2 separate regions of the Homo sapiens genome follow, and region 1 is linked to region 2. A link is a contact called in ENCODE Hi-C data. All regions are on one chromosome and are shown on one strand. The core of a region is the stretch at or near the end of the contact, and the rest is flanking DNA. Distances in the headings are between cores, read along the strand shown. Region 1 overlaps TEK (TEK receptor tyrosine kinase). Region 2 has its middle 21 kb from the start of TEK.

Evidence for each region. Hi-C counts contacts between places; a loop is a spot of excess contacts on that map. Pooled maps may share reads with other maps.
Region 1: a loop to region 2 is called in a pooled map, with 2.2 times the contacts of the local background. The contact joins two enhancer-like sites. A Hi-C loop is called at or near these places in 4 of 168 maps with a recorded cell type or tissue (CD8-positive, alpha-beta T cell, HAP-1, chondrocyte and 1 more) and 1 of 50 pooled maps.

What each region holds. Positions count from the first base shown.
Region 1 is chr9:27,149,887-27,153,239 of GRCh38, forward strand. All of the region lies in intron 1 of TEK (TEK receptor tyrosine kinase), which reads left to right. Among named protein-coding and RNA genes, the nearest start is that of TEK, 42 kb to the left of the region's middle. Within about 2 kb of position 1,330, at least 3 of the 41 ENCODE cell types and tissues checked have a DNase peak (open chromatin) inside an H3K27ac peak, as active enhancers do.
Region 2 is chr9:27,086,012-27,089,480 of GRCh38, forward strand. No RefSeq gene overlaps it. Among named protein-coding and RNA genes, the nearest start is that of TEK, 21 kb to the right of the region's middle. Within about 2 kb of position 1,405, at least 2 of the 41 ENCODE cell types and tissues checked have a DNase peak (open chromatin) inside an H3K27ac peak, as active enhancers do.

The sequences.
Region 1 (3,353 bases), core at 80-2,579, 64 kb after region 2:
TATCCTGGTGCTGATAAACACAGTGCATTTAGAGAGCATCCCACTCCTGAGACAAAGTGAGTAGGGAAGATGATGAGGCAGCACTGCCAGGCTTAAGGGAATCTGTAAGGTGGCCAAAACTCCTCTCTAGATATTCTCAATTTCTCTGTCCTGTACCCTTTCTAGCTTTTTAGCCACCTCTCCTCAAAATCTTTTTTCTCTTCCCCCAATTTCTACCAAACTCCAGGATTCTCCAGGCGCCCTCCTGCCAGATGTATATACATTCCATATTCCCTCACACTAAGGACTTGGCTGTTAACACTGCTACTCTGGGGTGACAGAAAGGGCCCTGGAGAGAAATCAGCACTTGAGGGCTGGCTCTACCACTACCCTTTGTGCAATCACCAACTGGTCTCTTTTCTATATGCCTCAGATTGCCTGTTATAAAGTGTAAGGCTTGGCCAGGCATGTTGGCTTATGCCTGTAATCCCAGCATTTTGGGAGGCCAAGGCAGGAGCTTCACTTGAGCCCAGAGGTTCGAGACCAGCCTAGGCAACACAGTGATACCCCCATCTCTACAAAAAATTTAAAGATTAGCTGGGGGGAGGGGTGTTGCATGCCTGTAGTTCTGGCTATTCAGGAGGCTGAGGTGGGAGGATAACTTGAGCCCTTGAGTTCGAGGCTGCAGTGAGCAGTGACTGTGCCACTGCACTGCAGCCTGGGTGACAAGAGTGAGACACTGTCTCAAAAAAATAAGGTGTGAGGCTTGCACCAAGCAGTCTGTAAAACCTCTTCCGGTGTAAACAATCCTTGATTTGATGGAACCATGCTTCCTGCACCCCCACTGCCTCACAGAATGGAGTTTGCATATAAATGAATGTTCAGTAAAGTCTCGTTGTGTGGATGCTCTGTCTGTTCCCTGGAAATAAAAAGTTTCCTGCCAGCTGACTGATCCTCATTCTAACTAACACATGTGTTATTTGGCCTAGATGGAAAATTTCCGGCGTTTGAAGGTGGCGAGAGGATGTCATTCCCTCCAGCAGACAGACAAGGGTGCCATTTGGCTGGAAAGCAGGGATGGGAAACGGGCATGGCCTTTGGGGAAACTGGCTTGGTACAACTCCTGGGTGAGCACAGGAGTTTGTTGTTAGAGAGTCACAGCCCAGTCACATCCAGGATGCCCCTGGATAACTCTGAACTCCCAGCTATACAATAAAAATGTTAGCAACTTCCTTTAGTTATTTCCAGTCTTGTATATTTTGGTATCTTCTTGTTAGCTGCCCAATATCTTCTTGGAAGGAATCTTGAGGAAGAAGTTATTGCTCAGAGACTTACTACATACACAAAAGGAAGACAGAGAATAAAAAAGGATTAAAGTGTTGGAAACATGCCTGGGAACTGGATTTCTTCATGGGAGACAAGAAGGCAGAAAAGATACTGAAAATACTTTAACATAAGGGTTGACACAGAGGAATAGTGCTGGTAGTTCTTAGGGCCCAACAGAAAGAAATTAATAGCAACTTTAAGATAGAGAAAGAACATTCTAGAATTGAGTCCTACTAAAAACTCATTTTTGAAAAATGAGTAACTACTGCTCAGTAGTTACCATTTTGGGGAAGATTTTTCTGATTATCTTCTCATCTCTCTCTTGCTTTGCCTGGCTAACCCCAACTTTCCTTTAGACTAAAAGTCCACAAACCCTCCTTCAAAACAGTCAAGTCTGATAAAGTTTACCATTATGGTGTCTCATAAGCATCTTGTAATTCTCTCTCTTAGTACCTGTCTGTATTTATGTGTTTATGTGATTAGTTTTCCATGTCTGTCTCCTACATTTGCCTATAAGCTACGAGACGGTTGTATATTCACTGCTGTGTCTCCAGGGCCAAGTGCAGTACTGGGCACAGGGGAAGCATGCAATAAGTCTGCGTGGTAAGTGAATGAATGGACACATAAACAACTTAATGAGTGCTTTTTGAACTGAAGATAATTTTTCTTTTTCAGGACAGCAAAAACAAAAAACCTAAACTAAAATCCAAACAATTTCGCAAAATATCCTGGATAGTTTGGGAGTTGTCTTTGCTTCTTTGGCTCATTGCCACGGCCTTAATTCCAGAAATGCTTTTGACTCAGACCTTTTCAGTTCATTGCCAGTTCCCTGATTTCTGAAATGCCTTTGGCCAAGGAAGTGCTAATTGGTATTTCAAATATTTAGAACTTTAAGATACCTACTTCTGTTACAAAGATGAAATTACCATGAACACCTTTTGAAAAATTTAACCATAGCTAATACCAAATTTCCAAAAAACCATACAGTGACCATACAGTTAGTTGTTCTGAAGACATGACGCATTATTCCAAACACACCTTAGCAGAATTCCACCCAATACTACAATTCTGAGGTAGTAAGAAGCACAAGGGAATAAGCCTGCGATGCAATAATTTAATCTGCCTAAAATTGTCTCCTAGCTTGCCAACACTTCGAAGATCAGGGAACTGGGTAAATCAGGACTTGATTTCATCTGCAGCTGTATGTGAACTGGAATGTGGAAAAAAAAAAAAAAGCTAATTGGAGCAAGCATGTTGTGCTGCAGTGGAGTGTATTTTCATTGATATGTTTAACCTTTCATCCCCTTCATCTGTGAAAAAATGAAAATTGCTGACCTTTGAGGTTTTATGTTTTTAATTAAGCAAAATTTTTTTCTTTCAAATAAAATCTTATATGAAGCCCCCCCGCCGCAAAAAAATAAAATAAAATAAAGTTGAGTAGCTCACTGGGAGTGGGTGAGGGTGTGGGTCTAGAGTCCATTCTGTTGATTTCACCTCTTCCACTCTCAGAAACTTCTGGAGCACCTTTTTAGAACATGAGAAATTACAGTTTCTTTAAACACAGTTTAACATGGCTCTGTCTCTAATTTCTAATGTAATTAAATTCTATAATATGGGTGTTGATTCAGGCCCACAATAATTTCCATAACTATTTTTAAATAAAAATATTCCCATGTCTTAGTTAATGGCTCATTATTCATAGCAATATTGAATACAAGAAAATGTAAATATAAAAACTAGAGTTAAACAACATTTTGAGTTCACCATAATAAGATTTAGTGAGAAGACGCTACTAAGAAAGATTAGATACTGTTCAATATAGAACACAGAAAATACAGTGAGCAAAACATTTTAGAGGATTGTTATGCTTCACTTGTGATGCTTGGTTGTTAACTTGGTAGACGTCATGCCACAATGCCAAGTAGTTCCTTATAAACAAGGACACACTTTTATGCAAACATTGAAAAAGTGTTTGAGGCTGGGCGCATGGCTCACACATGTAATCCCAGCACTTTGGGAGGCCGAGGCGGGTGGATCACGACGTCAGG
Region 2 (3,469 bases), core at 155-2,654:
GTAAAAATTGGGCCGGGCGCAGTGGCTCACGCCTGTCATCCCAACACTTTGGGAGGCCAAGGCAGGCAGATCACGGGGTCAGGAGTTCGAGACAAGCCTGACCAACATGGTGAAACCCCGTCTCTACTAAAAATGCAAAAATTAGCCAGGCATGGTGGCGGGCACCTGTAATCCCAGCTACTCAGGAGGCTGAGGCAGGAGAATCGCTTGAACCCAGGAGGCAGAGGTTGCAGTGAGCCGAGATCATGCCATTGCACTCCAGCTTGGGTGACAGCGGGAGACTCCGTCTCAAACAAACAAACAAAACAACAACAACAACAACCAAAAAAAAGGCAAAAAAAAAAATTGGCTAAAAGGAAACTGTTCAAAATGCAAAAGACTTAAAACTGTGAAACCTCTAGCCTGCAGATCAACAGGAAAAAATCTGATTAGTCCATGGCCAAATGAACCAATTTAAAAGACACCATGAAAATGAAATTTGAAACAAAGTACCTATGAAATTTCAAATTATTTAAAGAACAAAACTATCCCATATGTTTCATTAAACATGAAAATACATTTTTAAACATAAATCTAAGTGTTATTAGCTTTCTTTCTCAACACATCGAGAAACTTAGGCAATGAGAATATTATCTGAGTTTCTTATCAGTTGTATTTTCTTATTTCTTGAATCACAACTATCCTTAAGATGAGAGCATCCTGGAAAATATTTATTTTTCTAAGACATTTGTCATCTTTTTAAAGGACTGCAGAAACTCAATTTTATTTTTTTAAAAAAACACTAACTCAAATTAAGTGGGCAATGTGTTCATGAAAAGGAAGAGAGATTCTGCCCCAATTCCTGGGGAAAGTCAGGGGCAGGACACAGAATATTCTTTTACAGTAACATTGGGATTGTCTTTTCTCATCAGCTCTAGGTTTAGACAAGCAGTGGGCCTGGTCTTTATGAGGTTTCCACTGAAATGAAGACAAGTGGGTGAAGGTAGAGACCAGGCATATCTTCCAGCGTGGGAGTGACTAAGAAGTGCCATATGTCTTCTTTTCAGCCTAAACCTTCAAAGAAGCAAATGATTACAGGGTAATTTAAACTATCAAGCTAAGAAAATGCACACACACATAATACCTAACTGTCAAAGGGCCGATTCACAACTTGGTCACTTAACTGAAGGAGAAAAGGAATGTTTGGAATTAGAATAAACAGACGCATATACAAACAGTTTATTATTTCTGCCAGAACTCTAAGTGGTTTCCCCATAATTTGGAGAATCTTCTGAGAAGGGTGCTCTGGAAATCCAAAGCTTATCTAGCAGAAACTCAAATTCAACACAAACCAAATAGATTCATCTTCCTCCGTAACCTACTCCTCTGCTTTTGACTTCTGTTTCTGCGTGACAGAGCCTGGTATCTGCGTTCTATTTATATTATATATTGTTATTCTGTGTTCCCAGAGAAACTGGAATGCAAAAACCTGACTGCATTTGCTCTTTAATAAAAACTATGGGCCGGGTGCAGTGACTCATGTCTGTAATCCCAGCACTTTGGGAGGCAGAGGAGGGCGGATCGCTTGAGCCCAGGAGTTTGAGACCAGTCTGGGTAATGTGGTGAAACCTTGTCTCTACAAAAATTACAAAAATCAGCCAGAGCGTGGTGGCGTGCACCTCTAGTCCCAGCTCCTCAGGAGGCTGAGGTAGGAAGATTGCTTGAGCCCAGGAGGTGGAGTTTGCAGCGAGCCGAGATCGTGCCACTGCACTCCAGCCTGGGCAACAGAGCTAGACCCTGTCTCAAAACCAAAACAACAACCACAACAACAACAACAAACCTATGTAATATAAGTTCTCCAGACTTCATTCCTCATTTGTAAATGAGGAATCAAACCTTGTAGGTAGAAAGAATAAAGAACATGGAAACCAGAAATATCTGTTCACACCCAAGTCTGCCATTTACCATGTGTATTGCCCTGGGAAATGTTAAGGGTCTCCTAGTTCTTACATTCTTTGACTTAATTATTTATCTGATGATGTTTCCATATTTGTTATTATATTGAAGAAAGTTAAATATTAACAAGACCCATAACATTAGTAGACATTGATTGCAGAGCCTCTACATATTGTGGGGAAACAAAGTTAGAGTTGAAAGGCTCCTAGGAAAGTGTTTTAATCCACTTCACTCTACACAGCCATGTTCTTGCCCACTCATGACTTTGCCTGTAGCTGCCTCCACCTCAACTTTCTCCCTCCCATCCATTTATTTATAGTCTATCCATACTTCAAAGCCCAACTCAAATATTTTCCCCTCACTGAAACCTCTTATGAAAATTTCAGTGAACATTGAACAATAACTGAACTTTCTAAATAAGTAATATTTAAATTCATTATGTATTTCCATGCTCAGCGATGTATAAAATATTTTTTTTTTTGAGATGGAGTCTCGCTCTGTCGCCCAGGCTGGAGTGCGGTGGTGCAATCTCAGCTCGCTGCAAGCTCTGCCTCCTGGGTTCATGCCATTCTCCTGCCTCAGCCTCCCGAGTAGCTGGGACTACAGGTGCCCACCATTACACCCAGCTAATTTTTTGTATTTTTAGTAGAGATGGGGGTTTCACCATGTTAGCCAGGATAGTCTCGATCTCCTGACCTCGTGATCTGTCCACCTTGGCCTCCCAAAGTGCTGGGATTACAGGCGTGAGCCACTGTGCCCGGCCTTATGATATACTTTTTGTTTCATATGCATGACTTGTGTTTAAATTACTCATTGTTTTATTCATTTCCAGTAAACACTCACTGAAAATCTACCACATATTCTGTGATCTTGGACATTATTTATGTAATTTTTTTTGGTAAAATGGGAATAGAAATTGCTATCTTTCAAAGGTGAAGAAGATTGAATGAGATAACATATGTGCAAGTGCCTGGCCTGTGTTGTGGCATAAATGTCTTTCTTTCTCTTTTATAAACAGGTGATTTCTGAAAATCATAAAAAAGAAATGGACTGCTTAACTTGTTCTCAAGATTAGGGATACTCTATCTAGAAAGCAAGTTTTTCTTGTGCTGTTTTGTAACTAGCACTGTCATTTTTTGAGTATTACAGTATCTACTTGGAGATGTTACATGAAAAAGTTTGCTAACTTCACTAATATTAATAGAATTTCGTGGTTAAATGTTTGGAATGCTGGGATTTAAAACAAGTAAGGCATTTCCTTTTTTCTCCCCACCCCGTTCAGTGAGGTTGTTTCACGCACTTGTAATGCAGTTAGATTGTTTTGTCACATTCTGTATTCCATCCTGAGATCCTCTAGCTTTTAAATAATTTTTAAATTTTGCATTAAGATTTACTTTTTTTTAAATTGACAAATGCATAGTGTCTTAATGTCGTGTATCTATCATTACAGTATCATATAGAATAGTATCACTGCCCTAAAAATCTGCTGTGGTCTGCTTATTTAGCACTCTCCTCAGACCCCTGGCAACCGCTG